2 separate regions of the Mus musculus genome follow, and region 2 is linked to region 1. The links are chromatin loops, found by intact Hi-C in ENCODE. Cell type or tissue: left cerebral cortex. All regions are shown on one strand. Links, peaks and the distances in the headings refer to the core of each region. The heading gives the core; the rest is flanking DNA. Region 1 overlaps Dcaf6 (DDB1 and CUL4 associated factor 6). Region 2 holds the start of Dcaf6 (DDB1 and CUL4 associated factor 6).

The links. Peaks named below come from ENCODE experiments on the same cell type or tissue, not always from the same donor. Only the 100,000 strongest peaks of a DNase experiment are listed, where the experiment ranks them.
Region 2: a loop joins it to region 1, with 4 times the contacts of the local background. A loop is called at or near these places in 5 of 42 quality-filtered maps.

Annotation. Positions count from the first base shown.
Region 1 is chr1:165,381,224-165,396,549 of GRCm38, forward strand. Dcaf6 (DDB1 and CUL4 associated factor 6) reads right to left here. Exons shown (of 19, transcript NM_028759.1): 8 at 10,916-11,009; 9 at 9,191-9,310; 10 at 7,435-7,692. Among named protein-coding and RNA genes, the nearest start is that of Dcaf6, 72 kb to the right of the region's middle. In left cerebral cortex, for the core only: a CTCF peak has its summit at 7,790 (motif pointing right); DNase peaks (open chromatin) are centred at 4,747, 5,357 and 7,781; H3K27ac peaks cover 829 bases.
Region 2 is chr1:165,452,269-165,467,594 of GRCm38, forward strand. It overlaps Dcaf6 (DDB1 and CUL4 associated factor 6), which reads right to left and starts at 8,195. Exons shown (of 19, transcript NM_028759.1): 1 at 7,863-8,195. The coding sequence starts at 7,959. Mpc2 (mitochondrial pyruvate carrier 2) reads left to right here and starts at 8,992. Exons shown (of 5, transcript NM_027430.3): 1 at 8,992-9,243. The coding sequence starts at 9,135. In left cerebral cortex, for the core only: CTCF peaks have their summits at 8,355 and 8,987; DNase peaks (open chromatin) are centred at 7,386, 8,340 and 8,794; H3K4me3 peaks cover 5,075 bases; H3K27ac peaks cover 2,695 bases.

The DNA.
Region 1 (15,326 bases), core at 4,249-12,248:
AGAACCACTTGCAAATGAAAATTTGGTTTTTCTCCAGGAGTCTCACTGGGGAAATACACTACTCTTTTTTGTTTTTTTTTTTTTAAAGGTGTGTGCCCCCATCCAGGCACTCCAGTTACATTTGTTTTTAAAGATTTATTTATTTATTATATGTAAGTACACTGTGGCTGTCTTCAGACACACCAGAAGAGGGCATCAGATCTTGTTACAGGTGGTTGTGAGCCACCATATGGTTGCTGGGATTTGAACTCATGAGAGCAGTCGGTGCTTTTACCCGTTGAGCCATCTCACCAGCCCCCAATAAACTCCTCTTAAGTGTAGACTGTATTCCCAGAAGTAGGTGGCCAACATAAAATGAAGTCAAGGGCATCTTTGGAGATTCTCTCGTAATGCTGGTGTTTTTTTTTTTTTTTTTTAATTTAACCTTTTTTGTTTGTTTTTATTTTTCACCCTACAAGTCCTTTGCTTATATATAATGGTTTCCAAGTTTGCATTTTTAAAAAAGATTTATTTATTTTTTATTTTATGTATATGAGTACACTGTAGCTGTACAGATGGTTATGAGTCTTAATGTGGTTGTTGGGAATTGAACTTTTAGGACCTCTGCTCGCTCAGTCCCTGCTCGATCCAGCCCAAAGATTTACTTATTATTATACATAAGTGCACTGCAGCTGTCTTCAGATACACCCAGAAGAGGGCGTCAGATCTCATTACAGGTGGTTGTGAGCCACCATGTGGTTGCTGGGATTTGAACTCAGGACCTTTGGAAGAGCAGTCAGTGCGCTTAACCGCTGAGCCATCTTGCCAGCCCCCAATTTTGCATTTTAAGAGATTCCTTAGTGTGCAAGCAAGTGGTCCTTGTATCTCTATCTGTTTCCTATGCCTTTTCTTGGGTTCTTTTCCTTTGGTTTGTTGGTTTTGCACTATTCCAATTTGCTTGCTTTTGATTTATCTTATTATATTTTGTTATTATCCCATAGATGCCTGTTTGTTTTCTAACAGAAAGGGGGTGCATCTGGATGAGAGGGTTGGCAGGGAAGAACTAGAAGAAGTAGACTGAGAAGAAACTAAAATCAGGATATATTGTATGAAAAACAAACAAACAAAACCCCTATTTCCAATAAAAGAAAAAAAAAAGATAGGGAATAATTCTAGTATCACTGATAGCCTTCTAATGTTACTTCTTCCTAGAAAAATCTACCAATACCAAGGAGGATACCATGCATGGACAAATATTTTATACAATGGCTTTTAAAAAGTGTTCCACATTCCATATTTTAGTCAATATAATAATGTTTTTATCACCAAGAAATATGATTGCATATTAATTTACAAGGAGAAAAAAAATCATCCCAAGGCTAAGCAAGTACTGAATTAAAAATTCTCAATAGACATTGCAGATTAAACAAACAGTTCCACTTACCAGCTTGGAATACTACAGCAGATATAGAGACTCACATATCCTCTTAAAAACATGTAACTATGTATAATTTATAAATGTATATAAATGTTTTGGGATTAATTTTTAGCATAAATCCAAACTGAAGGGTAATATAATAATTATTTTGGTTTAACTGTTTAAAACCAAACACTCAACAAAACACTAAGAACTACTATCTCATATACAAAACTACTACTACATATAACTAAAACTACTAACTTCTCATTTTCTTCTCAAAGGTTCCTGCCTATTCTCCCTAATAGGCTTAATGTCATTAAGATAGGAGAAAAATTAAACCACCTAGAGATGAACCAAGAATGGACCACTTGGTTACTGCTTCACTCCACACCTTGGGAAGGCACAGGGCCTTCTGAACGATGGATTATGCTCCTATCTAATTCGGTTGAACTGTAACAGTTTGCTCTCAATTTTTCTTCCAGTTCTCACTTGTTTCCTATCTTGGGTGTGACATGATCCTATTTTAAGGAACTATCATATAGCTATTATTTAGGCTTTGAAAACTTTGCTTTACTATATTGTATGACTCTGTATTTAATTCACGAGTAATGTTTCTACAGAGCTAAATTTAGTGTAATGATGATACATAGTATGAAATTGTGAATTTAAGCAATTATTTATAAGAATCCACTACAGGCCTTACTAGCTACATATCTTCTGGTAATGGATTGTTGCAGTCTGAGCGATCTATTTAATTAGAAACTTAAAGTTCCTGGAAGTGACTCCAGTCTCAGTGAGTCTCTGCTCCAAACTAAATTTTGCACGCACTGAAGTCACCATTTAATCCAAAGTTACCGTATTCTCTAATCACAGTTTTAAATGGGTTCTAAGTAAATTCAAAGGAGGAAAATAAACTATCAATACTCTCTCGCCCTAAGCTTTCTAACACAGAAAATATTTACAAATGATGCAGCAAATGAAACAGTAGCCAAGTCTAGCCTAGGAAGCACAGCAAGGCCACCTTGGTAAAGAGATGCTCAAGCATCACTGAGAGACTGTAATGTTCTGTACTTACACTGAAATACTTTAAAGTGTAAACTCATAGCATATTTTATTTAATTTGGCACAAAGTCACATTGTTCTTATTTTTAAAAAATGTAATTTTATAAATGTATTTTTTAAAAAAAGTCTTGATGAATGAGCCACAGAAAAATATGTATAGAATCACAATGTCTGAGCTACAAATATAGGAAGTGACTTCAAGTAGTATGATGTAGCTACTAAAATAAAATTCAAGAATACGAGGATGAAGAAGCAACAATAAGAGGAAAAGTCCACCAGTAATGTAAAATTCCACTAGACTCGTAGCTATTCTTCTAACTCTGCTTCAAACCCCACAGCACATGCCAGTGTGCTCCAGAGACACTGCTGCTCCAGAATCTCGCATCTCTCCTCCACTGGTGCCTCCATTTGATCTTTATCCTGCCAGGATTCTAGCTGTCCTGGTTTACTCACTTTATTCACTTGTAAACTTATTTACAACAACAAGATTTTAGATATTTTTATAACAAGGCAAAAAATTACCTATATAATTGAACAGCAAACATGGACCCTAAATGATACCACTGGAAATCTAACACAGCACATCTCCTACATGTTGTTAACTGTAGAGCTTGTTGGGTTGTGGTGCATGGCTATCATTTCAGCACTTGGCAGCAGAGGCAGGAGAATCCAGAGTTCAAAGCTAACCCAGACACGAGATGCTATCACAAAACACTCCCCCCAAAGGAGAGTAGCTTACCAAACATATAGTAATGGCCATATGCTAATGGTCAGGTACAGTGTGCTACACAGGTGATTCCAGAGCTCCAGACACTCAGGACGGAGGATTCAATTCAGAGCTTAGGGATCTCCTTCTCCACAAAACAGTTAATGAAATGGGCCTAAAATTCTAAAGACTAAACATATACCATCTTAAAAACAATGTGATGTTTCTTAATATGCATGCTACAGCTTTAGAGACTATTGGTGGAGGGGGAGAAAAAGACATTCTTATTGCAGACACAAGAGGCAATGAATGCTCAATCTTAGTGAGAGCTCAGGCTAGTAAAACTAAGTAACAAACACATTAATAAACATGAACACCACCACAAAGGTTAACAGATACATTAGTGAAATAAACAAGAAGGTTTTATTTTTTTTCAAATGTAACTTTTTTAGGGAAAGTGGAAAAGAAAGAGGACTTCATAATAATTACGGGACCACCCTCAGGAAATACTTAGGCTAAAGAATATCTTCCTAATAAAAAGACAGTAAGAAAACAAAACAAAACAAAACCCTAGAACTGCGAGCGCCAGGCTGTGCAGGTACTGAGGTGTACAGTATGGAGATGGAAGTGTTTTCTTCTGTGGCTCCCTTTCTAAATACAATTAGCTTTCAAAGAGTGGTATAACTAGCCAAGTTGGAGACTCTAAATGCTTGTTGTGGTCTCTTTATGGAGACGGAATTATAAAGTACAAGAGCAGATGCAAGGACAGCAACTGAGAAGTAAGGAATGGCACTGAGATGGAAAGAGGTGGAATATAGTTCAGATACAGTGGCAATAAGATTTGCTGATGAACTGAATAGGATACAAAGAAATCGAAGAATTCAAAATTACTCATGAGTTATTAAAATAAGCAAATTAAAATTAAAGCATAAAAGGACTGCTAAGGGCTGGTGAGATGGCTCAGCAAGTAAAGACATTTTCCGCCATAAACTTGGCATGCACACACACACACATGTACACACAAACACACCACAGCACAAACGTAATTTTTTTTAAAAGAGTTTAAAAGAAAAGGACTCAGTTGGACCATTAAGGGGATGGGAAGGACAGGAGGCTGCAATACTTTTATTTTGGACATATTATTAAATTTAAAATCACTGAAAACATCCAAAACAGTCCCAAGTAATAATTAGACAAAATAATCTGAAACTTGGGGCTGTAAGACAAGACTTAAATGCACCTTTGGGAATCATACAGTAGAGGAAATCGCAGATGGATAGAGTTTATGTAGAAAAGACAAGAGAGTCATCCTGAGAGGTTCAACCACAGTACTCAATCAAAGTAGACAGAAAAAGAAAAACTAACGACGTTTATTAGAAGCTGAGCCATGATGGAGAATAAGAGCAAACAGCATGTGTGGTGTAAATATCAAGAAAGGCAAGAAGGGAAAGACTGTTAAATGCAACCGAATCAAAGCTCTATGAAGGCACCGACAGAAATGTTCTCATGATTGGCACGATGCAGCTCACTGGTGACTGCCAAAATTTCTACAGGAAAAGGAGGCCGAAAAGCAGCTTTGAGTTGGTCCATGAATAAATGGGGAGGGTGTGAAACGGGGCTGAAGAGAAATGAGGAAGTGAAGAAGCAGAGCCTTATTTGGAGGAATGTAGGATGGTTGAGAAAGGCTTTCTTTCAGATAACAGTATGTTTGTGACTAGAAGGAAAAATTCAGCAGAAAAGGCAATAATGGCACAGGAAAAGAAGTGACTCTGGGGAGGCAGGGGACCAGGAGTCTTTCCCTGGGAAGCTGGAAAGGCAGGCTTCAAACTGATCTGGCCAGGTGTAAGAGGAGGAGTTACATTTCTTCCAGGCAACCTACATGTGCGCATTAGGAAGTTGAAGTGGTCCAGAAAATGAGTGTTTCCGCTCTTCACTGCGATGAAGCTTGCAGCTTATGGAGGGGAGAAGGGCAAGCCAGAGTACTTTAAAAGCCAGGAAAGGGCAAAATAAACACGCAAAGGCGCTGAGAGGAAGAGTGCTCTGAAGTGTTCACTGAGATTTGTGGTGCGACGTTCACCATCATCGCCAGAGGATTCAGGTGTAGACTACGGACCCTGAAACACTGCAGCAAGTTTTCAGTCTCACTGCCTGTGGCCAAGTACTCACAATGACAAAGGAAGGTGTAAACGCGCACATGAAGAGGTATCCGCAGCAGGCTGAGCACAGAGAACAGTCATATCCACATGTCCAGCTTTACACGACGTGCTGACAGACACCACAGCTCTAGACTGACATTCCCACCTACCACAGTCTCACAATGGACAATTCCCAGGGTCTATTAAGCCGTCTAGACTTGGATGGGCTTTGGTAAGCACAGAATGATCAGAAAAGAAAACAAAAACATTTCGTCCTTCCAGATGAGATGTCAGGCTGTAGGATGATGGAAGGGTTACTGCCGAAACAGCTGTAAGTGTAATCTATAGCTCACACCAAATCATTCTCCTCAGAACTGGTACTCTTTTAGACCCGGGAAAATATTCTACCATAGTGTGTAAAAGTTAAGCAACATTCTCAATCTACTAATTCAAAAACAATCCCTTTCTTTAAAATTTTTATGGACAAAGGTACCAAATAATATTCAAACAATGATCATTTGGCCGTCACAAAAGCATTCTTCAGCGCTTAGTCTATCAGACCTAAAAGGCGTTCAGCAGCTTAAACCTGGTATAAAAATGCACAGCACAGCTAAGAAAAAACATTTCTTAAAAGGCTCCAAGAATATTTAACTCACAAATGTATTTAAGAAACAATTGGAACTAGTTAAGATTCAATACAACTTACAACTAGTCTACAGAGTCTTTTTAGCTAAGTTTTCTCAATAACTTAGAATTGCTTACAGACTTTCAGAATATTTGCAATAACACTAGCACTTTTAAAAAATCCCGATCTTGAACCTTACAGAGGACCTGGATTCAGTTCCTAGCAGCTGCGTGGGGGCTCAAAACTGGGCTAACTCCAGGCCAAGGAGGCTGATGTTCTCTTCTGGCCTCCTCAGGCACAAAGTGCAAATGTGCATGGGCAGGCAATATAGACACAGAAAACAAAAGTAAGTATTTTAAAGTTTTTCTTATCTTTACTAATTTCACTAGTTTGGGTCTACTTTCAACTCCTTTGACCCTGTTTCTCAAAGCATTCCAAGTATTTTATTTTCCCTCAAGCTGAAATGCCATGTGAAATGTGAAAGAGATGGCTTTCTAATTCGGCTTTAGCTTACTGTTTTGATAAACTATACACAGTGTTAACAGTTATGCAGCTAACTCTATTATTCCCATAGAAAGTGAATATTAATTATCAAAAATGAAAGATAATGATCAAACTACTTAATTCAAATACCCCATTATCTGGGATCTAGCATCGGTGACAACTTGGAGGTGAAGCTGTTAGGAAACTGTCAGAGGTCTTACTTTAGGTACCAGCATTAATACTAACTATATTCCTTGATACTATTTTTGTTCTGTATTAAGTAAAATGCCTCCTTAGAAGAATTTAAAAATAATAGACAAATGATTTTTACTATATTTAAAAGTACACAGTTAAAATTTCAAGTAGACTATATATTTACTGAAATTATTGTAAATAGTATATTCCATAGTTGGGGTGGGAAAAACATGAGAAGTTACTGTACTGAGAGAAAAATGTGTTAACAGATTTTATGAACTGATATTTTTGACTAACATCAAGTACTATAAAGATAAAGAATTAGTAAGATAATTCTTTTTCATAAATATAGTAGGAAAATAATTCTTCTGGCAAAGTATACTACATTTTTGAGAAGGGACCACTGCAGGTTCACTATTTTCAATATACTCAAAGTACTTAATAATTTGAAGAAAAATTGAAAATATAAATACAATGGAAATAATAATAATGAAATATATTTTCTTGTCATTTTAATAGAGATCTAGAACAGTATTTTGGTTAATAATGGTTTGTAAAATAATCTTTCAGTGTATTACACTATGTCAAAATACTACCTGCTATTACCTTAAATAAAATTACCTTATATAAATTAAAGATTCACTATTTGTAAAAATTCATGAAAACTAGACACGCTTGAATTTTGTGTTTAAGTTTGCTTGTATATTAAAAATGATTTTGGTTACTTATTCCAGCAAGAAGTTACTGTGATTTACAATCTTTCAGAACAGACTAGGTGTTCCTCGGTGTTCAGAGATCAGCACATGAACTTGAAGAATAGCATCCTCACCTGACTGATGATGTGCATGGTGTCCAGACGCCTCAACAGACTGCCTCGGTTCACTGTCTGGGCAAGACAGCAACGAGCTGGAACGAGGGCTTTCTATGGCGGCTGTGGCTGCCTGAGCCTGAACTGGATCTGTAGAGGATGTAGAAGGCTGAAGAAGTGCAGCTGGCATGTCTACATCCATTGCAGTTTCACACACTTCCAAATTAGGACTTGATGGAACCGTAGGAAGAGTTGAAACATCTGGCTGATTTGTTCCACCTTCAAAAAAGCACATGTTAAAGCAAACCCAAGTTTCTAAAAGATCTATTCATTTTAAATTACATGTGAGTGATCTGGTGACATGAACCTAGGTGCCTGCAGAGGGCAGAAGAGGATTCGGGATCTCCATAACTGGAGTTTCTGACAGTTGTGAACAGCCATGTGGATTCTGGGAACTGAACTCAGCTCACCTTCAAGAGCAGTGAGTGTTCTTACCAACTCTTAATTGCTCTTGATCCATCTTCTCCAGCCTCAAACTCAAATTTCAAATGCAAAAAATAAACACAAAACAAACCTCTACAGAAATATTCTGAAAACACACAGCAACATAAAATTTCAGTGTTCTAGTCAGTCTATGTCAACTTGACACAAGCTAGAGGCTGACAAAAAGGGAGCTTCCGTTGAGAACATGCTTCCATACGAGCTAGCTACAAGGCGTTTTCTTCACTAGTGATTGATGGAGAGGGTCCAGCCCATTGTTGGTGGTGTCATCCCTGGGCCACTGGTCCTGGTATTTTAAGAAAACAGGCCGAGCAAGCTAAGAAGGGCAAGCTAGTAAGCAGCACTCCTCTGTAGCCACTGCATCAGCTCCTGCCTCCAGGTTCCTGCTCTGTTTGAGTTCCTGTCCTGTCTTCCTTCAAGGATGAACAGTGATACTAAAGAGTAAGCCGAATAAACCCTTTCCTCCCCTGATTGCTTTTGGTTATCACAGCACTAGAAGCCCTAACTAACACACTCAGTGTATCAGTTATGGCCACTGGTGGTTTGGTCCACTTAATCAAACAGTCTAATCAACAGGGATAAGAATAAATGACATATTCTTGTGAAAATAATCAATCTTGGGCCAGAATGATGGTTAAGCAGGTAAGGAAACTTGCTGACAAGCCGGACTGAGTTTGGAAACTGACCTCCACATACACACTCACACATATATACCAAGTTGTTTTCTGACCCCCACATGCATACTCACACATATACACACATCAAAGAGATAGATGAAAAATTTTAAATAATTACTTTTTCTAATTATATACATACACTTATCTTTAAAGCTTTGCAGACTTCCAATTTTCAAAGTGTATTGATTGGAAAGGGACTTAAAATTAAAAATCTTTTGTTTTGTGTATTTTGAAATTTTGGGTCTAGTGGAATCAGAAGAGAGTTATGACTACATTGGTTACAAAATGCAGTTCGGTTATCAGTTAGATAATATCAACAAAAACTATCTACCAGCTGGGTGTAGTGATGCACAACTTTAATCTCAGGACTCAGGAGGCAAAGGCAGAAGATCTGAGTTCAAGGCCAGCCTCGTCTATAGTACATGTTCTAGGACAGCCGAGCTACACAGAGAAACCTTGTCTTGAGATGCAAATAAATAAAGTAAAATAAAATAACACGCGGACCAGCCACACAAAATCCAAAAACAAAAAAGAAAAAGCAGTTTTGCCCTAAGCAGTTTTACCAGCTCTCTAGTGATTTAACCAGTAAGACAAATTACCTCTGGGCCGAGGTCTTCCTCTTCCTCTGTTGCTTTGTGCAACTTCACTTGCTTCTTCAAACCACCTTGATAACATATCAGACATTCTCTGCATCAGTGACACATTGGGACTTTGCTCTCCTATTACAACATAAATTTTATCAGTAAGTTTAGCAAAAAGTCAGGATCTTTAAATAATACAAAAACCTAGATCTGTAGATCTGAAGGCCTAGAAATCTAAAATTCTAGAAATTAAAAATTAAATTGCCTAAGTAATTTTACATGAACAGATAAAAAGTTATCAGAGTCCCATCACATTTTATAATAATTACATGAGTAAGTACCCATGGGTCTCCTCTCCATCTATGCCTGTTCCTAGGTAACTTTATATCTCCCACTCTTGCTCCATCACTTGTCTATTTACACTTAGAAATGTGCTCTGGGAGGAGCTTATGAACTCCAAGTGGAATAAATTGAAGGAAAGGCTTGCTCTCTCACTACATTATCAAACACAGACATAAAATAACCTTGGGTCTTTAATTTCCCTAAAACAATTCTTGTTACTGTAAAGTTCCAGGTATTTGATGAGATTAAGTCATTCAGGGCTGTATGGCCTCAGATAGTTGCAACTAGCTGACGGAAAATGTATTTTGTCTTTTCAGTGTTACATGTTTTCTTAGTTCAAACAAATATATTTGTTTGCTTTTCCTCTTTAAGGGCATTTGATTTTGTTACACCGTGGGAAATATTAAGAACATTTTATGTCTTAAGTGCTGAGGATATCAAGGGCATTTTAAATGGAAGTATAAAAACAACACTCATGTGGCTTAAAGCAGGGAGACTTGGGAGTTATGATTAGTGTCACAAGCGTCCTGGAAGCCAGTGTGACTAAATAGCAAGGAGAACTGTCAGGGGTACAGAGCAAGACATAGGTTCAAAAGTCAAAACAAACAAAAAGTATGAGGTTAGATTAAAAATGTAATAATTATATAATTCTTTCATTTGGTCTGTTTTTTGAAGACAGAGTCTCTTCATTCTATAGCCCAGGCTGGTCTGGAAATTACTATGTAGTCCTTGAATTTCCAATAATCTTTCTGCCTCAGCCTTCAAAGGCCTGGGATTACAGGTATGGAAGCCACCTTTACATATTGTAACTTTATATTTTATAAAAGTGAACCAAGGATAATATACTTAGGAATACTGTTTTATAAAAGGTCTAATAATAGTTTGAACACAATTTTGGTTATAGATTTATTAAATGAAATATATTCAGATGAATTGTTTTAAAGTTATATATATCTACATGTATGTATGTACATGCTTATGTATATGTATATGTATCTATGTATATAAAGGTTAAATATACATATCTAGTGACTCAGCCATTCCACTTCTAGGAATTTATCCTATGATGTACTAGCACAAATTTACCAAATTATTCTTATTAAGATTTCATTGTAGCATCATTTACAATTGAAAATAATGGAGATAAGGGGTAGAGAAATGACTCAGAGGTTAAGAGCACTTAGTGCTCTTCAGAAGTACTCAGGTTGAGTTCCCAGCATCCACAAGGTGGCTCACAACCATCTATGACTCCAGTGCCAGAAGATCTGATGCCTCCCTTCTGACCTCCACCACAGCACGAGGCACAACATAGTATACATGCAGCCAAAAGCACTTATACAGACAAGATAAATAAATCTTTAAATACCACATGTCACAAAAATCTGGCCAAAATATAGTTACCATCTCGTTCTCGTTCACTTTCTGGCCGTGCTCTGGGACCAGTATCTGACCAATCACCACGAAGTCTCAAGCGCTTAACTGGAGGCTGTCGTAACTGAAATGTAATCAATCATAAGCAGATTCTATGTGAGTCTCAAGAAGAATGGGTTTGGCAGACACTATTGCATACGCCAGCAAGATTTTGCTGACAGGACCCTGATATAGCTATGCCAGTGCCTGGCAAACACAGAAGTGGATGCTCACAGTCATCTATTGGATGGAACACAGGGCGCCTAAAGAAGGAGTTAGAGAAAGTACCCAAGGAGCTGAAGGGGTCTGCAACCCTATAGGAGGAACAACAATATGAACTAACCAGTACCCCACAGAACTGTGTCTCTAGTTGCATATGTAGAGGAGAGGCCCTTGGTCTTGTGAAGATCATATGCCCCAGTACAGGGGAATGCCAGAGCCAGGAAGGAGGAGTGGGTGGGTTGGGGAGCAGGGCGGAGGGAGGGTATAGGGGACTTTCTGAATAACATTTGAAATATAAATGAAGAAAATATCTAATAAAAAATTTTAAAATAGAAAAAAAAGTTGCCATTTCAAAATTTAAAAAAGAAGAAGAATGGGTTTGCTTTCAGTTTTTATTCTGGTGATAGGGTTTGAATCCCTGTGCATCCAAGGTAAATACTGTACCACTGAATTAATCTCTAGTCCTCAATTCTTACAGCATACTTTAATGGAGCATTTCCATCCCCAAATTGTCTTTAAGTACAGAAATGAGATGTTAGATGGAATGTTACATGAAACATTGCTCAATGCTGTCTCAGTCTTCCACCGTGCTTGTGATGATGAGCACTGGAGCTACAGTCCATACTTGCTATTTCCAACTGGAAAATCACAAATACAAATACAATTGGAAACTGTATACACGAAAGCTAGGTTTACTAGTGCCAGTCTGCAATCCCAGGTGAGGCAGGAAGATCATAAATTCATTACCTATTTAAGCTATGAATAACAACAGCCTAAGAAACTTACTAGCATCTTGTCTCAAAATTAAATAGAAAAAGAGGAAGAGGAAGAGGAAGAGGAAGGGAGGGTTGGTGGTGGGGTGGCTGTCCAGATGAGATACAGTTCTGTGGTAGGGCATGTCCTTCAATTTAATCCCCAGGAAGGGAGAGAAGGGTGTAAACTAAGAGAGAAGGAAGAAGAAATGAATAAACCACATATAATGACTTCTAATCACTGTCCAGCTGACAGCAGGACAGTCAATCACCTGGACCTACCACACCATAAAGATAACATTTTTTACCTTTCTTTCTTTTTTTAAAGATTTATTTATTTATTATTATATGTAAATACACTGTAGCTGCCTTCAGACACACCAGAAGAGGGCGTCAGATCTCATTACGGATGGTTGTGAGCCACCATGTGGTTGCTGGGATTTGAACTCAGGACCTTTGGAATAGGAGTCAGTGCTCTTAACTGCTAAGCCATCGCTCTAGCCCCCCCCCTTTTTTAACCTTTCTAAAACAATTCTCTAGGTCTCCCCAGTATCTATTCCACCCATTCACCATTGCTTCAAACTTTCTCCATTTTCTGCCACTGTTCTTACCAAGTAACTTTTTCTCCTACTTAAAACAAAACAAAAAACCAGAATTACCATACGACCCAGCTATACAATTCCTGGCACATATATATGTGTGTAAGTGTGAGTGAGTGAGTGTGCGTGTGTGTGTGTGTGAGAGAGAGAAAGAGAGAGAAAGAGAGAGAGAGAGAGAGAGAGAGACAAGAGAAAGGGAGACAGACAGACAGACAGACAAAAGGTCTTCATGGCCTTCCACAGAGATAGCTTGCTCACCCATGGTTACTGCTGCTCTACTCAAATGAACAGAAAATGCACATTGCACATGTGATACATAGACGCAGTGAGATACAGTTCATCTGTAAAGAAAAGTGAAATCATGGCATCTGAGGGGAAAAGATGGGACAGGAAAGTGTAAGATCAAGCAAGGAACACAAACTAAGAAAAACCTGCATGTTACGCCGCATATGTGAACCTAGCCTACAATAGAGATATGTGTGTGTATTTGTAAATTTGTATACACACATGAAAATGTAGCTAAAGTTCAAAAATGTAGAAAGGAGAACAAGAAAGGGTTATATTTGGTGACGAAGGTGGAGTGTAAGCAGAAGGATGCATTAGCGATGCAAGCAGATATGAACCTAATTACTTTCTAATTTTTGTAATAACATGAATTCAACTTCCCATGTATTTTTATATCCCCAAATAATCCAACATGTGTCATTTATTTGGCAGTGATTGTGAACAGTTTTCTTTTTAATCCCATTCACCACTAGAGCAATAACAATTAGATGTGACTAGTCTTACTGACCCACTTGAAAGGTGATTTTTCCCCAAAATTTGTTCTACAATATACAAAGTATGGCTTAATAAAATAAAATAAAACACGAATTTTCTCACCTAGATTCTATGAATTCACTCCTCCTTGCAGCTTCCTAACTCCTAGTCATTCCCAGTCTGTCAGCCGCGCTCCGAGCCCAGTGTTCCCTTGTGCTTCCTACTGCCTTTCTTCAACCCTCAAACACCACTCTGCTCTTCCTCTATCCATTTCTTCTCACAATATGCTGAAAGTTTGTTTACTGATACAAAGAAAACCTGTTTCCTGAGAGCTCACATATCTCTTTACTTTACTATGAGGCATGAAGAGAGTGTACATTTACTCCACTATTGCTCTCAATCCAACATACTCAGTGTTTCCCTTGTGTTTTGGTTTTTTATCTTTACACTGCCATGGTCACCAAATGTTCTAGTTTGCTTTCTACTGCTGTGATAAACATGACCAAAGCAACTTGGAGAGTAAAGGGTTACTTCACCTCGCAGCTTATCGTCAATCATGAAGGGAAGTCAGGGCAAGAGCTCAAGCAGGAACCAAAAGAGAGTGCACAGAGGATTGTGACTTGCTGCTTTGGTCTCCATGGTCAGTCTGCTTCCTTATACAACCCAAGAGCACCTGCCCAAGAGTGGCAGTGCCCACAGCGGGTTGGGCCTTCACACATCAGTCATTAATCAAGAAAATGCCTCCATAGACATGCCCACAGGACAAACTAATGGAGGCAATTCTGTAATTGAGATTCTCTCTTCCCAGGTATATCTAGGTTTGTATCAAGTTGACAAAAACTAACTTGTACAACAAAGAATAAACACTTGCCAAATTCATGGTATTGAATGATCATGGTAAATGGTCATTAGTGGAGGCCGGTGAGAGACAGGCTGTGGGTAAATAAGGTAAATAAATGTTTTTGCTGCCAAATCTAATGACATTCATTCTAGGAATCAACATAGGGCAGAAAGAATCAACTCTTAAAAGTTGTCCTCTGATCTCTGTATGTGTACCATGGCATGTATACAGATGCATACATACATATATACATATACACAACATATAAACAAATTAGAGGTAATTACTAAGCTCAATAATCAATCAGCTTCCAAGTCAAATAGCACCTCTTAAAATCTATATAAGAAGTTGGGTATAGTAAGGCACACCTATAAGCCCAGCACTGAGGAAGGGAGTCAAAGACAGGAGGATGCCTGGAGCTTGCTGGCTTAAATGAAGGGGCCATATCTTTATATCATCATTTTCTTAAGTTTAACATAGAAAAAAGTGTATAGAAGGTGCCTAATAAATAATTTCTGGATTAAGAATAGCTGATCTAAATTATTACTGTCAAAATTTTAACAAACTGTCAAATGAAAAATTATGGAAATTAAGAAGATAGCTCCTTAATTTCATACACATACATAACTATTGGTCAAATATGAGTATCATTTATTTTTATAATTCAGATTTTAAAATTATTGTCTTTAATTTGGTTAATACAACAAAGCATACTAAGAAAAGCATTTTCATAAAAATGATTCAGCATTTTCCCTGATGACATCATCATCTAAGGAGTCTATGATAGCAAAGTTGGCTGGCCCACTTAAAATGTCTGCGCACTTCCAAATTTTTCATTATCTCTCAGTCACAGAGTTTGACTGCAACCGTACTTACCTACATATCTCAAAGAGAAATTATATAGCAGCAACAAAATGACACAGCAGAATTCGTTTTCAGCCAGTCCAAAAAAGCTCATAAATCGCTTATAATTTTCCTACTTTATATAAACTTGTTGTCACATTTAATATCCTAAAACTCACCTATAAAATGATTTTTTTCTCATTTTATAATAATTGTCAAGCTCAAATTCTGGAGGTTAGACAAAAGCCAGCATTCATTAGGAACTTGTAAAGCCTGTTCCCCTCTACCAAAGGAACCATTTCCTTTTGGCCAGCAGAGGGGACAAAAGGCTATGGTGGTGTCTATTAGCATACCAGACTCCAGGCTCCCTCAGTATCACTAGTAAC
Region 2 (15,326 bases), core at 4,399-12,398, 71 kb after region 1:
GAACACTGTACTGGCTGGTTTAGTGTGTCAACTTGACACAAGCTGGAATTATCACAGAGAAAGGAGCCTCCCTTAAAGAAATGCCATGAGATCCAGCTGTAAGGCATTTTCTCTATTAGTGATCAAGGATGGGAGGGCCCATTGTGGGTGGTGCCATCCCTGAGCTGGTAGTCCTGGGTTCTATAAGCAAGCTGAGCAAGCCAGGGGAAGCAAGCCAGTAAGTAACATTCCTCCATGGTCTCTGTATCAGTTCCTGCTTCCTGACCTGTGTGAGTTCCAGTCTTGACTTCTTTTGGTGATGAACAGCATGTGGAAGTGTAAGCTAAATAAACACTTTTCTCATCAATTTGCTTCTTGGTCATGATATTTTGTGCAGGAATAGAAACCCTGACTAAGACAAACACAAAACAAGCCTTTTGTTGTTGATATTGTTTTTGAGAAACTGACAAGACAGTGATTTTGTTGATGATGGTGGTGATTTTGAGACAAGGCTTTGCTATGTAGCCTCAGCTGACCTGGAATTTTAAACCAGGCTGGTCTCAATTTTGCAGCAATCCTCCTGTCTCTGTTTTCTAAGAGCTGGGATTATCAATGTGCATCACAAGCCAGGACAGACAAGTTGTTTTAAAATTGTATATGAAAATGGAAAGAGCTCAGAATTCCCTGGGAAATTGTGAAAAGAGACAAGGACCAAGTGTCATATGACACTAGAGAACAAAGGATCCCTTTAGCAGGATCTTAGAGTTACAGATAATTGAAAAAACAGATTCATAGGCATTAAATGAAGCTGGGGAGGAAGGAGGAGCCACACCTACGTAAAAATGATTCTACAAAGCTGACTGATTAGAATGCCCTGATTATGGAAGAGTTGGAACACTGCAGATATTGAGTCTGGCTATCTTAGGCTGCCTTTAACCCCTTATGAGGCACTCATTGCTCACCTCTGTATCTGACCTACATTTTTGCAGTTATCAGGCAAAACCTTTGGAATGTATAAACTTCAAAAATAACTAGTTTTCAGCAACCCCAAAACTAAGGATGTTACTGGATGACACTCATAACCTAAAGTAGAATTTCTCCCTTTGCTATAACCCACCCACCTTTTGTTTTCACAAATTTGGAAAATGCCTTGATTTCTGATTCCTTTTATTTGATGGCCATACAAGTTCACATAACTGCTTCTACACTGGAGCATCTACATTGTAACATGTTATTCAGAGCAACTTAAATCTGTGTTCCCAGGCATAGTCATTTATATTTGGCCCAGAATAAACAATCTCCTATCCCTTTGTCTTGCACTGAGAGAAGAAAAATGAAAGACAAATAAAAATGGGGCAGGCAAACTGGAGATTGCAACAGCTGCCAAAGATGAAAAAGAAGAAAAAGGAAAATTGTACTTTCTGAATCAGATATCAAGAAAGCAGACAGGCTCAGCACTGGTAGTCTTGCAGCAGTCCCATAGAGGGAGGTGGAGGGTGTGTATAGATGGAGATCTTCAAGGAAGAGAATGCCCAAGTCAGACAGCAGAAAGCAGGCAGGCTGAACATCACAGATCTGTAAGCAACTTAACCCTGGACAGGAGTTACTGGAAAACAAGGACAATTCTTATTAAGGGTAGAGATATTCCTCCCCATCTTATGTCTTTATATATCATTGTTTTCTGGGTTCAGCCTGGGTTCAGGCTGTCCTCTTGGGATTGATTCTAAAATGAGTGCCCCACCCCTTTATTAAAGGAGATCTTGGCATTGCTTGGACACAGGAAGCTCCTGATAATCCACACAGAAGAGTAGTATCAACTCTAAACAATCCATTTGTAAATTTCTCAGGCAAATATGCCAGAGAATATCACTGTGTTAATATTTGTGTATCAAAGGGGTTTGCAAACTTGGGACCACCTTTTGCACAAGAAAAGATCTTATAGGTCAAAGAACATACTTTTACCAGAAGAACCTGACATAGTTATTGTGCTAGTTTGAATGACCATGGCTTCTACAGGCTCATATATTTGAATGCTTAAGTCATCAAGGAGTGGAAGTGTTTGGGAAGGATTAGGAGGTATGGCCTTGTTTGAGTAAATATGGCCTTGTGAAGGAGGTGTGTCTCTGTGGCTGGACTTTGAGACTTTAAAAGCCTGAACAAGGCCCAGTCTCTCTGTCTCTCATTCCCTCCTTCTTTCTCCCCCCTCCTCCCTGGGGATTAGGATGCAAAGCTCTCATTTACAGCTACAATGCCATCCCTGTCTACTTTCCATTAAGATGATTATGGACCAACCCTCTAAAACTGTTAACCCCCAATTAAACGTTTCCTTTTCTAAGGCGCTCCTTGGTCATAATATCTCTTCACAGCAATCGAATAGAAACTAAGACAGTTATGCACTATTTCCCAAAAGGCGCCAGGGAAGTAGTCAGCTGCAAATGGCCATTTTATTCCATTCTTTCTTCCCTTCCTTTCATCTCCTATCACACACTAAGCCCATTTTTAACATTTACTATAAACAATAAAGTACTGGCAAAAGACAGAAACTTAAATCAATGAATGTGGTGGAGAAAGTGATTTGAACATATCTGGTTAATTGATTTTCAACAAAGGGGGAAAGTCTTTTCATAAACAGTGGTGGATCAATTTTACATTCATAAGTGAAGAAATGAAACTTGATTCGCCTCATAGCACGAATCAAAAACTCTACAATGTTCAAAGTGTTAAATATATGAGATAAAATAGAAAACTTTCAAGGGGCAAGAAAACAGCAAAACATTTTGTGACCTTGGATTATGTAAAGGTTCTTAAAACAGAATACAAAAGTTTCAAAAATATTAAACTATAAATATTGTTAAGAACAATGTTCGGAAAACAGTGTTAAAATACAGATGTGTAATAATAGTTCAAACCATCCTTTGGTTACATGAGACCCTATCTCCAGAAAGTAAGAGAGGGATAAAAAGGCAGCTGTCCAGGGAATGGGAGGGATGTAGGGGGAGGAAGGGCAAGACAGGGAAGGTAGGTGGGAGGGAAAGAGGGAAGGAGAGAGAAAAGAAACAAGGAAGGAATGCAGGGACAGGTTAGCAGAGGTGAAAAGAGAGAGGACTTTAGAAAAAGAAAACAGCACCAGGTATGGTGGCAATACACCTATAATCTCAGCATTTGGAAAGTAGTTCCAGATCAGCCTCGTCTATATAAGGGAGAGACCCTGTCTAAAAGGCCAACAAATAAAAGAGAAAACAGACAAGACAAACAGGGGAGAATGCATGTTAAACAAACATACAAACAAACCTATTTGACTTTAATCTCAGCAATCAGGAGACAAGAGGCAGGTGGAGCGCAGTGAATCTGAGGCCAGTTTGACATATACATATTGAGTTGCAGGCCAGTCACAGCTACATAGTAAGCCTCTGTCTCAAAAAATAAAATACAATAAATTTTCTAATCTATTTACTTGTACCAAAACGATGTACACACAGATAGATAGATGTATAAATAAAAAAAAATTTAAAAGGTAACCTTCACATTTAATTAATGTACATGAATGCAAAAGAAAACAAATGGATATTTGATTGTTAGCCATTAGAAAAATGCAAACTGAAGCAATAGACTTTTATACACCTCTTACCAAAAAAAAAAAAAAGCTAAAATTAGAGCTGGAGAGATGGTTGGACAGTTAAGAGCATGTATTTCTTTTACAGAAGACTTGGTTTGGTTCCTAGCACCCACATGGTGATTCCCAACTAGCCTTAACTCCAGTTCTAGGCACTCTACTGACTTCCACAGGCACCAGGCCCGAAAGTCAAAGAACAGGAACGAACACACACACACACACACACACACAGGAACATTGATGGGCATAAAGTAAATCTTAAAAGGGGTGGGGAGCTAACATTAGAAAGAGTAAGTAAGGCAAATATTGACAAGAAGAGCTGGAACCTACATCCCAAATGGGAATGTGGTATAGTATAAATTATGTTGAAGAACAAGGCTAGACACATTATACAACCCAGCAATCTTACTGACTTACCCACAAAGTGAAGATTGTATTTACAAACACTAGTAAAATAAAACCTGCCTTATTTTTTCAAAGGTCTAAGTAAAATTTCACTATTTATAGCTTCTTTGTAAGCTCTCACTACTGTGTGTTAAAGAATTTTGGGTGAAATTTTGTGGTTCGGTTTTCTTTGTATTTCCTCTATGTACCTCAAGCTGGCTTTAAACACAGTGGTACCCTACTGCCTCTGGCTCCCATAAATCTGGGATTATAAGTAACCAGTTAGAAAAGCATCTTTGAAAAAAGAAAACATCACAAACAAAAATGACATTTATTGTATTTAGGGAAAGGAGTGGGTCACATTACATGTGTGTGGATCAGAGGACACAATAGGGAGTCAGTTCTCTCCTACTGTATTAGTCCCGGGAATCTAACTCAGGATGCCAAGTCTCAACAGTAAGGTCCTCACTCACCCAGCCAGCTTACTGCCTCACTTTGGGTTTTTTGGTTCTGTTGTTTTGTTTTTCCAGACAGGGTCTCATCTCACTCTGGACTATATATGCCACATTGGCCTAGAATTTGTAAACAATCCACCTCAGCCCCCTAAATGTTGGGATTATATGTGTAAGCTACCATACCCGGCTTGTGTATATAATATAAACATGTCCACCTGCCTGTATGTGTGGGTACACCAGCCAATGCATGAAGGCCAAAGGACATAGAGTACACTCGTTCTCTCGCTGTCCCTCCCTTTCCCCCCCTCCCTTTGAGACAGGATTACTTGCTAAAGCTTGAGCTCTCAGTTTAGCTAGGCTGACAAGACAGTCATCAAACCCAGTAATGTTCCTGTCTCTATACCCTATCCTAGCTTTTTACAAGGATGCTGGAGACCCAAATTTGGTCCCCTTGCTTGTACAGTAAGCATACTTATTCAACTAAACCATCTCTCCAGCCCACCCATTCTATCCTTTTTGTTGTTTTTAAATAATGTGTCTCCTGTACTCCAAGCCCAAGCTGGCCTAGCACTTATTAATCCTCCTGACCCCATGCCCCAAGTGCTAGAGGTATGAGCCACCATACCCAAATAAATTTTTAAAAATTGCCTATGTTTTTTAATTTTCAGAAAGGGTCTCATGAATTCTGGGATGGCCTTGAACTCTTTATCCTCCTGCCTCTACCTCCAGAGTGTTAGGATTACAAGCTGACACCTCCACACCAGTATATGGTGCTAGGAATGGAACCCAGGGCTTCCTGCATACTAAGCAAGCACTCTTTTAAATGAGCTACATCCCAGTACCTAATCTTCACACACTTAAGATCAGGCAGTGACAATACCAATCCTGTTTGTGTGCTATAGGAAGTCAGTGAATACATTAGCGTCATTATCTAAAAAACTGGTAATTTTGTCAGAGTTTTCTCTCCTTGTTCAGTTCCTGAGGAAGTTAATGGAACCTTTGTGTTTTGTTTCTTTAGTATCGAAACCTCCATAAAAATGAGCATTCCAGTTTGAATGTTACTTAGCAGTAATTTATTATTAGGAATGCAAATAATAGAAGCCTATTAGGAGAAAATGCAAACTATAAAACTCTGAACAATTATGATGTTTAAATCTGCATGTCTTTAAGAAATCAACTAACTTTCTAAGTTCCTTGCACTTGGAATTTAAAAGGGTGTTTGTTTGTTTGTTTGTTTGTATGTTTGTTTGTTTTTTGAGACAGAGTTTCACTAAAAATCCTTCAAACTAGCAGCAAGTCTCCTTCCTCATCAAAAAAGGCTTTATGAGAAAGGTCATCCTCCCCCCCCCCACACACACAAAGAAACTTATTAGGTATCAGATTCATTAGACTGCCTGCCCATAGGTTTTATTTCAAAGATGACCTTAAACAGGTGATCCTACCAGCCAGCCCTTTACCTTGGAAGTGCTGGGATTACAGGATTACAGATGTCTGCCATCTAACCCAGGAAAAATCGCTTTTAAAGAAGTGCTGAAGTATGCATCATTGTTACACTTCAATTACTTAAAGCTAAACATAGTGGCAAACATCAGTAACTCCAGAACTTAGAAGACTAAGGCAGTTCTTAGTCTTAAAGAGTTTTCTCTTTGCAATGTCAGAGTCTAGAGAACAAACTGAAGCAGCAGAGGCTTGGTAGCTGGCACCCTCACCCGCTGAGCCATCTCGAGAGCCCCACTGACCATGTTCTCATTACCTTTATTATACACAGCCAAACCCAATTGAAATAAGACTAAATTATAACTTCACTCACACAAAACTTTAGCATTTGCTTTATTAAGGTAAAAGTCTGTTTTTTCTACACAAACTAAATTTTAAAATAAACTTTCACACCTCTTTTAAGACAAGGATTTTAAAAAGGACTTTACAAATATTAAAAACAAGCAGTCTAGGTACTTACTACAACATATGTAAATGATGTTTGCACAGTCATGACAGTGAACACATATTACAGAAAAGGGGACAGGGTCAGGTGAAAATTTACAGTGTAATCCCAGCTATCAGGAGAATGAGATAAAAGTTAAGGCTAGTCTGGACTATATAAGGAGTCTCTTTCAAATAAAAATTAAAGAGACTAAAACTTAGAACATTAAAATTCTTCATTAAGTACTATGTAATGTTTTACACACATTTTTATGTCTAAAAGGATCTCCAGACGCAGTGAAGAAAAAAGCAAGGGAGAAAAATGCTTTCACCACCATGCATCCGGTTTTCATTCACACACATGTAGGGTGCACATACAGGCACTAGTATTTATATATGTATGCATTTCTAAGAAGGAAATAAATCAAGGAAAATAATCACAAAACAGAAACATTTCTAGGGGCAGTGGCATGAAATCCAAATGGGACCGATTCTGGGACTTCTGCTTTTTTGTATTTAATTCTTACAATGATAACATTCATTTAAAAACATTAAAACGCACACCTAGGCGTCCTTTAAGCAATTTACAGCCAGTAGTATTGGCTGTAATGAGATTTCATTTCTTTCTATTTTTGTTGTTAGTAAAAAAAAAAAAAAAAATGACAGCAACAAATCGCTTCACTTGGCAAAGAAATGACAGAGTTGGGGGGAGGAGGCACTTTGAAGAAACAGGACTTTTTAGTTGACTCTGGCATGACCCAACACACTCAACAAAACTCACGGTACACAGAACGAAAAAGGTGGAACCCTGCGTCCACAGTCCTGAAGGTTGTTTTTAGAAAGCTTAACTAAGAAACAGAAAATGCCAAGTGTGTTTTCCAGGGGTGGGAACAGGAACGTGAAACCTTACACCACCTAAAAGAGGTCTACGGGACTGACAGCAGGCTGGACCTGGGAAGGCGCGGGGGTGGGGAGGGCTCCGCGATCTCTTTTAGGTTTGGGCTAAGCGCCACGGTTTACAGCGAGCCCGGCTGGGGTGTCAAGTCCCTGAGGGTGGTCAACAGCGTCTCTCTCGGGCGACATCTAACCCCTTGCGGAAGCCGAAGAAGAAGGTGGACAAGCAACACCTTGAGGTCTTCGGCTGAGCGGGGACAGCTCCGGAGAAAAGCAAAAGCGCCAACTTTGGCGTTCAACGTGGCATCTCCGTAAGGCTCGCGGAGTCTTCTCCGGAGTCCCAGCCCACGAGCGACCCCAACACCTTTCCGGGCTTAGTGCCGCCTCCCCACGGCCCGGCTCTCCGAGGGAAGCCCAGCTTGAGCCGCGCCTGGCAGCTTGCAAAGGGGACCCCGACCTTAGGAGGAGCGGGCGCGGATCGCCGTCATCCCACCTGAGACCTAGCCTGCGGGGCGCCCCGGTCGGGGCTCGGTCCGGTCGCCAACAGCCCCGGCGGCGCCCCCTCCCCCACCTCTGGGCGGCGACCTCAGCGCCGCCGCCCCGGGGCCCCCGCTCACCCAGGTAGCGGCTCCTCAGCCGGGACGGGTCCTCCAGCCCAAGGGACCTTTTCCTCACGTCCCACAACAGGTGCGGGCAGGAGCCACTCCGAGCCATGGCTCCGCAGGGGCTGGGGTGGGAAAGGGGAGACCACCGCGGGGGGTGGGGAGGGGAAGAGAGGGAGGGGACAGGCCGATCAACACCCGAGCGGCACCAGCACCATGCGCGCGCCCCGGGGCCTCGCCGGCGCCGCGACTCAGAGGGCGGCAGCCACGGCCGCGCCTTCTCCCCGGGAGCGGAGAGGTACCCGGGCCACGGCTCGCCTCATACTCTCCTCAGACTACCCAGAACATCTAGAGATCGGCAACAGTCCCCTCCCTCGACCCCCCTCCCGCGGGAGGCGGAGGCGAAGGCGGAGGCGGCCGCGAGCTCCTCCCTCTCCTCCCTAGACCACGCCCCCTCCCGGCCCTTCTCGCGAGAGGATGCACACGGGCAACAGAAGCCGCTGTGCGTCACGATTGCCCTCACCCTAGGAGAGGAGCTTGAGGGCGCTCTAGCCTACTCCTTAATGGATTGGAGAGGCATGACGGAAGCCGCTGAGGTTGTCTTGCTCACGCCTCTCGAGTCAAAGGAAAAAACCGGGCGTGATGACCCATGCATGCAATCCCAGCAGTCGGGAGGCTGGACCATAGCGAGATCCAAGCCAGCCTGGGGTACACAGCGAAGACACCGACTCAAAAACAATAAGTAAATAAGAGGAAGTCCGACAGGTATCCAGCGTCATCTTCAGTTCGGGAGAGGGAAGCCCAGAAAGCTTATTAGTCAAAGTGAGGGACCGGGCGGAAGTGCGGCTTCAGGTTCCCCTCTCCAACATGGCCTCCAGGGCCGGAAGGAGATGATTTCTGGCCACGCCTCTTCCGCTCTGTGAGGCCAGCCAATTAGAGCAGGCCGTTAAGCTTGCGCAACGCCTCGCCCGCCTAGCTCTAGCGGCCCCAGCACGGCGACCTCTGTAGCACCTGTTGCCATGACTCCTCCCCCTCGGTCTCCCCAACCCGCTCGCAGGAGGCGGGCCGGGGCGGGCTTTTGCTGAGCTCCGCCCCCCTGAGCCTTTGCGGGACTCGGCCTCTAGGTGCTTCACCTCTGGCTGCCAGAGCCGGGGAAGGGCGCCCTAGGGCAGAGGCGGACGCCCCAGCGCTGCAGAGAGAAAGTGACGAGCCGCCCTTCGTTGTCAGCCAGGAACGCGGACACAGCGGCGCTCCCACCCTGCTGCTGTCGATCCCTAGGCCGCCGCGATGGCAGCTGCCGGCGCCCGAGGCCTGCGGGCCACCTACCACCGACTCATGGATAAAGTGGAGTTGTTGCTGCCAAAGAAATTGAGGCCGCTTTACAACCACCCGGCAGGTAATGAATCCTGAACGGCTCGCACGGAGATCGTTCCTCTCCCTCCGAAACCGGGACATTAGAGGCCCTGTGACAGTTGAGTTGCTACCGGAATCCCAGAGCCCTCATCTCGCCACTGAAGGGAATCCATCAATTCTCCTAGTCTTTCACCTTGTTTCATCTTAGGTCTCTTTCCAAAAACCGAGTATCAGCACCCAGTGCCCTTGTTGACTTTTGATGTCTTCGCTCCCTTAAACACTGCTCACACTCCCGACCTCTCCTCCAGACTTGAACCTTACTTAACTCCTGAGAGCCACGAAGGGGTCTTGGGCCACCATGAAACCCTCCTTCTCCTCCCCTTTCTCCCTCCGTGAATTTCTAACGCACACGTGGGGTAGAGCTGAAAAGGTGTCTGTCTGGTCTCAGCAGAGGGTTTGGAGTAAAGGTCATACTTTAGTTCCTCTTGGCAGAGGCCTGCTAAGTGAGCCCTCCCCAAAATTGGACGCTCCCCACCCCCATCCCCTTCCCCTTCCCGGTTCAGTCAATGTCAACCTGGTTCCATAGACCCAGTATAATAAGCCAGTCATTATGCAATCACTGACCAGGTTATATCTGTGTTTTATGTGGGCAGATATGAATACAGTTCTGTTCCACCGCTCACCAAGATGTGACCTTGGGCAAAATTCTATACCTCTGTCTTAATTCATATAAAATGTATTCAGTGTGAAAATCAAAAATAACATATGCTTGATTCTTTGAGGATGTTAGCTGTCACAAGTACTGGATAAGAATTCTTGTAGTTAAAATAATTCTTTAAGAAACTGGAAGGCCCCTGTCCCTCTAGCTCTTTATCACAGTTATTAAATTAGTTTATTTCTAATACAAAATGGGTGATAGTAATACTTGGGTGAGGACTAAAATCTGATTATATTATGAAGTCTTTCAAGCATAAAATTGAGCAAATAGAAAAATTTACTCACAGTGGAAAAATGGAGTTGCTAACAAAAAAGTGAACTTTGCCTTTACATAGATTAAATCCATAGTCTACAATTGATATTAGAAAGATTTAGTTCTGTTTGTTTCTTTGTTTGTTTGAGACAGCGTCTCTGTATAGCCCAGTCTGTCCTGGAATTCAGCTCTATAGACCAGGCTGGCCTTCAACTCAGAAATCCACCTGCCTCTGCCTCCCAAGTGCTGGGATTAAAGGTGTGGGCCACCATGCCCAGAGGAAGGTTTAGTTCTAAGGGATGAGGCAGTTCTCTAGAGCCTGGGCTGGTTATTAAATCTGGTGTCCACTCTAATAACAGAATGGTCTATACCTCTGCATAGATGGTAATTTTAACACTTAATGGCATTACTGCAGTATGAAAACCATTATAAAACTTGTTTTAAGGAACTTTATTGATGAAGTTTGTTTAGTTACCTATTAGTTTTTACATTTTTCTGCTTTGTTATGTTTTATGGCAGAGATTTTCAGAAGATAATAATTTGACAATCTATGTAATGATCAGAATGTTACAAAATCAACTGAGGTCTTTGGCAATTCTTACCCTCCAGCTTTGGAGTGAGGACAGTGTGGAGCAGGCTCAGTTTTAAAGCACTTAAGCTAACAGAGAATTGGAAAGTAGTCTTTTGTTGATCTTTTTCAAGACCCTGGCTTTTAGCCACTTGTAATTATTGTTTATAGTACTTAAACTGTACAGAGTATTTTGTGCATTTCATCCGGAAGTCTTTGGGTTAATTCTGTTTTAAGTGTAATAAAAGGAACACAGAGTTGGAAGACAGAGGCAGGTTAAATCTTGACTTTAACGAATTCCCCAAACCTTAGGAATCTTTTTGTTTGGTTAGTTGGTTATTTGTTTTGTGTTTTGTTTTTGGTTTGGTTTGGTTTTCAAGGCAAGATATCTCTGTGCAGCCCTGGCTGTCCTGGAATTAGCTCTGTAGATCAGGATGGCTTCAAACTCAGAGATCTGCCTACCTCTCCCTCCTGGGTGCTATGATTGAAAGTGTGAGCCCTCACTGCCTGGGTGCAAATCTTTTAAAATTAAAAATGATTGTGAAAAATTAAATGATTGTAATATCTGTAAAGCATGTACAAAAGTATTTGTTTTACAAATCAGAACGAACTTTCTCTTCCAAATAAAGGGTTTAGGGCTTTTGATGTTGTTATTGTGTTGTTTGTTTGTTTTTGAGACAAGGTCCCTTCTATCCCAGTTTGACCTTGAACTTGAGGTCTTGTTTGTTGCTGTTTTGCTTTTTTAAAATTAGATCTTTACTGGAGTGGTGGCATACTTCTTTAATCCCAGCACTCCGGAGGCAGAAGCAAGCAGATCTCTGTGAGTTTGAGTTCCAGGATAGCCAAGGCTGTGAAACAGGAAAAAAACAAAAACAAAAAACAAAACAAACAAACAAAAAAAAAACTGTCTCCAAAAACAAAGAATGAATCTTATTACATTCTCCTGGCTGTCTTTAAACCTGCTATATAGAATAGTCTGACGTCAAATTCAAGAGAAATCTTCCTGCCTCGGCTTCCCTAGTGCTGGAATTAAAGGTTCATTAATTCAGGACCATTAACCAGGACCAGACCCCTTATGTTTTCAGAGCAAGCACTCTATAACCAAGCTACATCTCTAGCAATTAAGTTTTTTAATAATATGTGAAGATGCCTACCACTAAAAACGTATTTGTGATTGAAAAGTTGTAAGCCCAGCAATATAGACATGAACAAGCATGAAAAATATGACTGATGACTGTCTAATGTTTGAACAAAAATCTGAGAAAACAGATTATTATTCTACTCATTACCCAGAATGAATAGTCCCTTTGAATACTATTGTACTTTAGTATTTGGTATTGAATAACCTTCTAAGTATTAGACTACATTCATATACAAGGTTCTATTAAAAAGTTATGAAAGGTTAGAATATTAGCAGTCAGAAAGTATATGTTGCTTATTATAAAATTTTAAATTTATTTTTTGTTATTGACAAATATTTATAAAGAGGTAACAAGAATATGTTCTATTTAGATATTTATTGTAGTTGGAATACTATGTGGCCTGGAATTTTGAGGCCATTGTCATCTGTTTGCTTGTATAAGTCATGTGCTATGATATAGCATGATTGCCTCTGTAGGAAAATAATAAAAAATAACTAAATTGGATTCCTAGACAAGTTCCTCAGCTCATATAAGGGCTGTCATTTAACCCGCCGTCTAGCTAACTAGATAGAAAGCATGTTGCTCCAAACAAGCCAGTTGTGTAACTATGCTCTAGGCATTTGCCAGATCTTAACATTAAGGGTACGTTGCACAATGTTTACTTAATGCTTAGTTGTCTGTATGATTTGAATGTCCTTTAACTCTTTAAATATTGAGACTTAATCCTTATTGTGAGGCATTAAGTAACTGGAAATATAATCAGTCAAAGGTGTTTGGAGGTAGAAACTTTGGCAAGTAATTAGAATGAAATTAATTTCATAGGGTAAAGTGCCTATGACTGAGTCCTAGTGACTTCGGGACAGAGACTATGCATATACCTAAACGTATCCTTTTCCCCTCTTGCTGAGTAGGATGCTCTGCCCTATCTCAGATATCTGTCAGCAAGAAGGCCATCACTAAAAGGCCTTAGATCTGACTTCTCTCTCTACTCATGAGCCAAACAGTGGGTGCTGGGAACTAGATCTGGTCCGTTCTGACAGCAACAAGTACTCTTAACCACTGAGCCATCTACTCAACCCCAGGTGCTTCTCACCAAGTATTAGCCTTAGATATTTCATTGTAATAATGGAACATGGGTGAGTACAGCTGAGGAAACACACTGCTAATTTTTAAAGCATTTTTTTGGTTTGGTTTGGTTTGGTTTTCGAGACAGGGTTTTTCTGTGTAGCCCTGGCTGTCCTGGAACTAACTCACTCTGTAGACCAGGCTGGCCTTCAACTCAGAAATCCACCTGCCTCTGCCTCCCAAGTGCTGGGATTAAAGGCATGGGCCACCACTGCCAGGTAGAAAGCATTCTTTTTTAAAAAAAAATGTGAACTATATAAAATAAGGTGGATCATCCCAAGAGATGCATAATATAAAATACCAGTGTTCATAATCCTGATCTTAGTGTTAAGTCAGAACCAGTTTTAGTGCAGTGAAAAATGGTTTTGGCAGTCAGTAATGGTATCAAATACCAACCTTAACATTATAAGGATGTGTGTGTAGTTGGCCATATGATATCATATATAGTGTGTAAGTCTTGTACAGTACGTGGAACTAAGAGGGATATTGAAAAGTGAAGAGAGTAAAGGATGATTGTTGCATGGATAGTAAACTACATTAGAGATGTTTTGATATGCTGCTGAATGCTAGGACAACTGCAGATAACAATTACGTACATTATACACACACACACACACACACACACACACACACACACACGTTGGGATTTCTTTTTTATTTTTATTTTTTGAGACAATGTCATATAGACCAGTTTGGACTTGCTATGTAGCTGGGTACAGCTGACCTTAAGCTGATCCTCCACCTCTGCCCACTGAGAGCTGCACATAAAGAAAGAATGACAAATCCCAGACAGGCCCAGAAAATAATGCCTGTACTCCAGTCCAGATACAGGGAAGAGGACCAAGTGTTATTGCAGTTTAAAAAGCTGAGAAAAAGCCGGGTGTGGTGGCGCACACCTTTAATCCCAGCACTTGGGAGGCAGAGGCAGGTAGATTTCTGAGTTTGAGGCCAGCCTGGTCTACAGAGTGAGTTAGTTCCAGGACAGCCAGGGGTACACAGAGAAACCCTGTCTCGAAAAACCAAAAAAAAAAAAAAAAAAAGCTGAGAAAAGGAAAGCCATAATAGAGAACGGTGTGGAAGGAATGAGAAGAGGTAGTGGCCTTTGTGACCTTCCAATATTCAATAAGAAAGTTTATGCTTTACTTCAGACACAATGAACTCCAGTTTGGTGTTTGTAAGTATATGTGTGCATATGTTTTTCCAAGAAGGAAGTATTTTTATAGTGGGGAGAATCATACATACATACATACATACATACATACTTATAGCCTATGTTCTGGACAAAGTTCATTTATTCCACTGATGACAATTACTCCCAGCTGAAAAAAAATAGGAAATAAAATTTAGCTTATAAAAGTACAATCAACCTAGCTGGAGAGGGTTGTGTACCCCTGTAATCCTAGCACTCAGGAGGAAGAGGCAAACAGATCTCTGGGAGTTCTAGGCCAGCCAGGTTTGCTAGTGAGTTCTGGGGCGACCAGAGCTACATAGTAAGATCCTGTCACAGAAAACCAGATAATGGAGAAAAAAAAAAAGAGGAGAAAAGGTGCATCATTCTGCCTGGCATGGTGATACAAACCCGTAAGCCTCTTCCAGAGGCTGAGGCAGGACATCACCCCAAGTTCAAGGCCAGCCTGAACTGAGCTGTTTGTTCCAAGATACCTTGAACTATATGATGAGACCCCTGTCTCAGAAAAAAAAAACAAAAAGCAAAAACAAACAAAAAAGGAACTGGGTAAGGTGGCTCTGCAGGCAAACTGAGTTTGATCCCAGGGACTCGCACAGTATGAAAGAACTGACTCTCAAAAGTTGTTCTCTGACCTCGATGAGTGTGCCTACTGCATGCAGGCATCACTCCCTCAGACCCACTAAATAAATAATGAGTAATACATGTTAAAAAGAAAAAAATAATTATTTTGCTATTTACTGTATTTCCCTTATCCTTAAATAGATCATAACTTTAAATATACATAGAATACTGTCTGATATTTCTAAATTATCAATTTTTGATGCCTTTTCTACCTTTAAGAGTAGTAGAGTCTTAAGAAAAGGTGAAAATGTATTGTTAAATTCTTTGTATAAAGGTGTTCATTTCTCTCTGAGAATATCATGTTTCTTGTTGAGCTATAAAAGGGAATTTTTATAAGGTGATTTTTAAAATTCATTTCCACTTAATTATTTCAATAATAGTAAATATTAACAGCTATTCTATCAATTTATACGTCTGTTGATCCTGATACTAAGGTATTATAATCATATTAAACAGTATAATTATCATTTATTTTTATGTTTTCCAGTGATAATAACTATATAACTATATA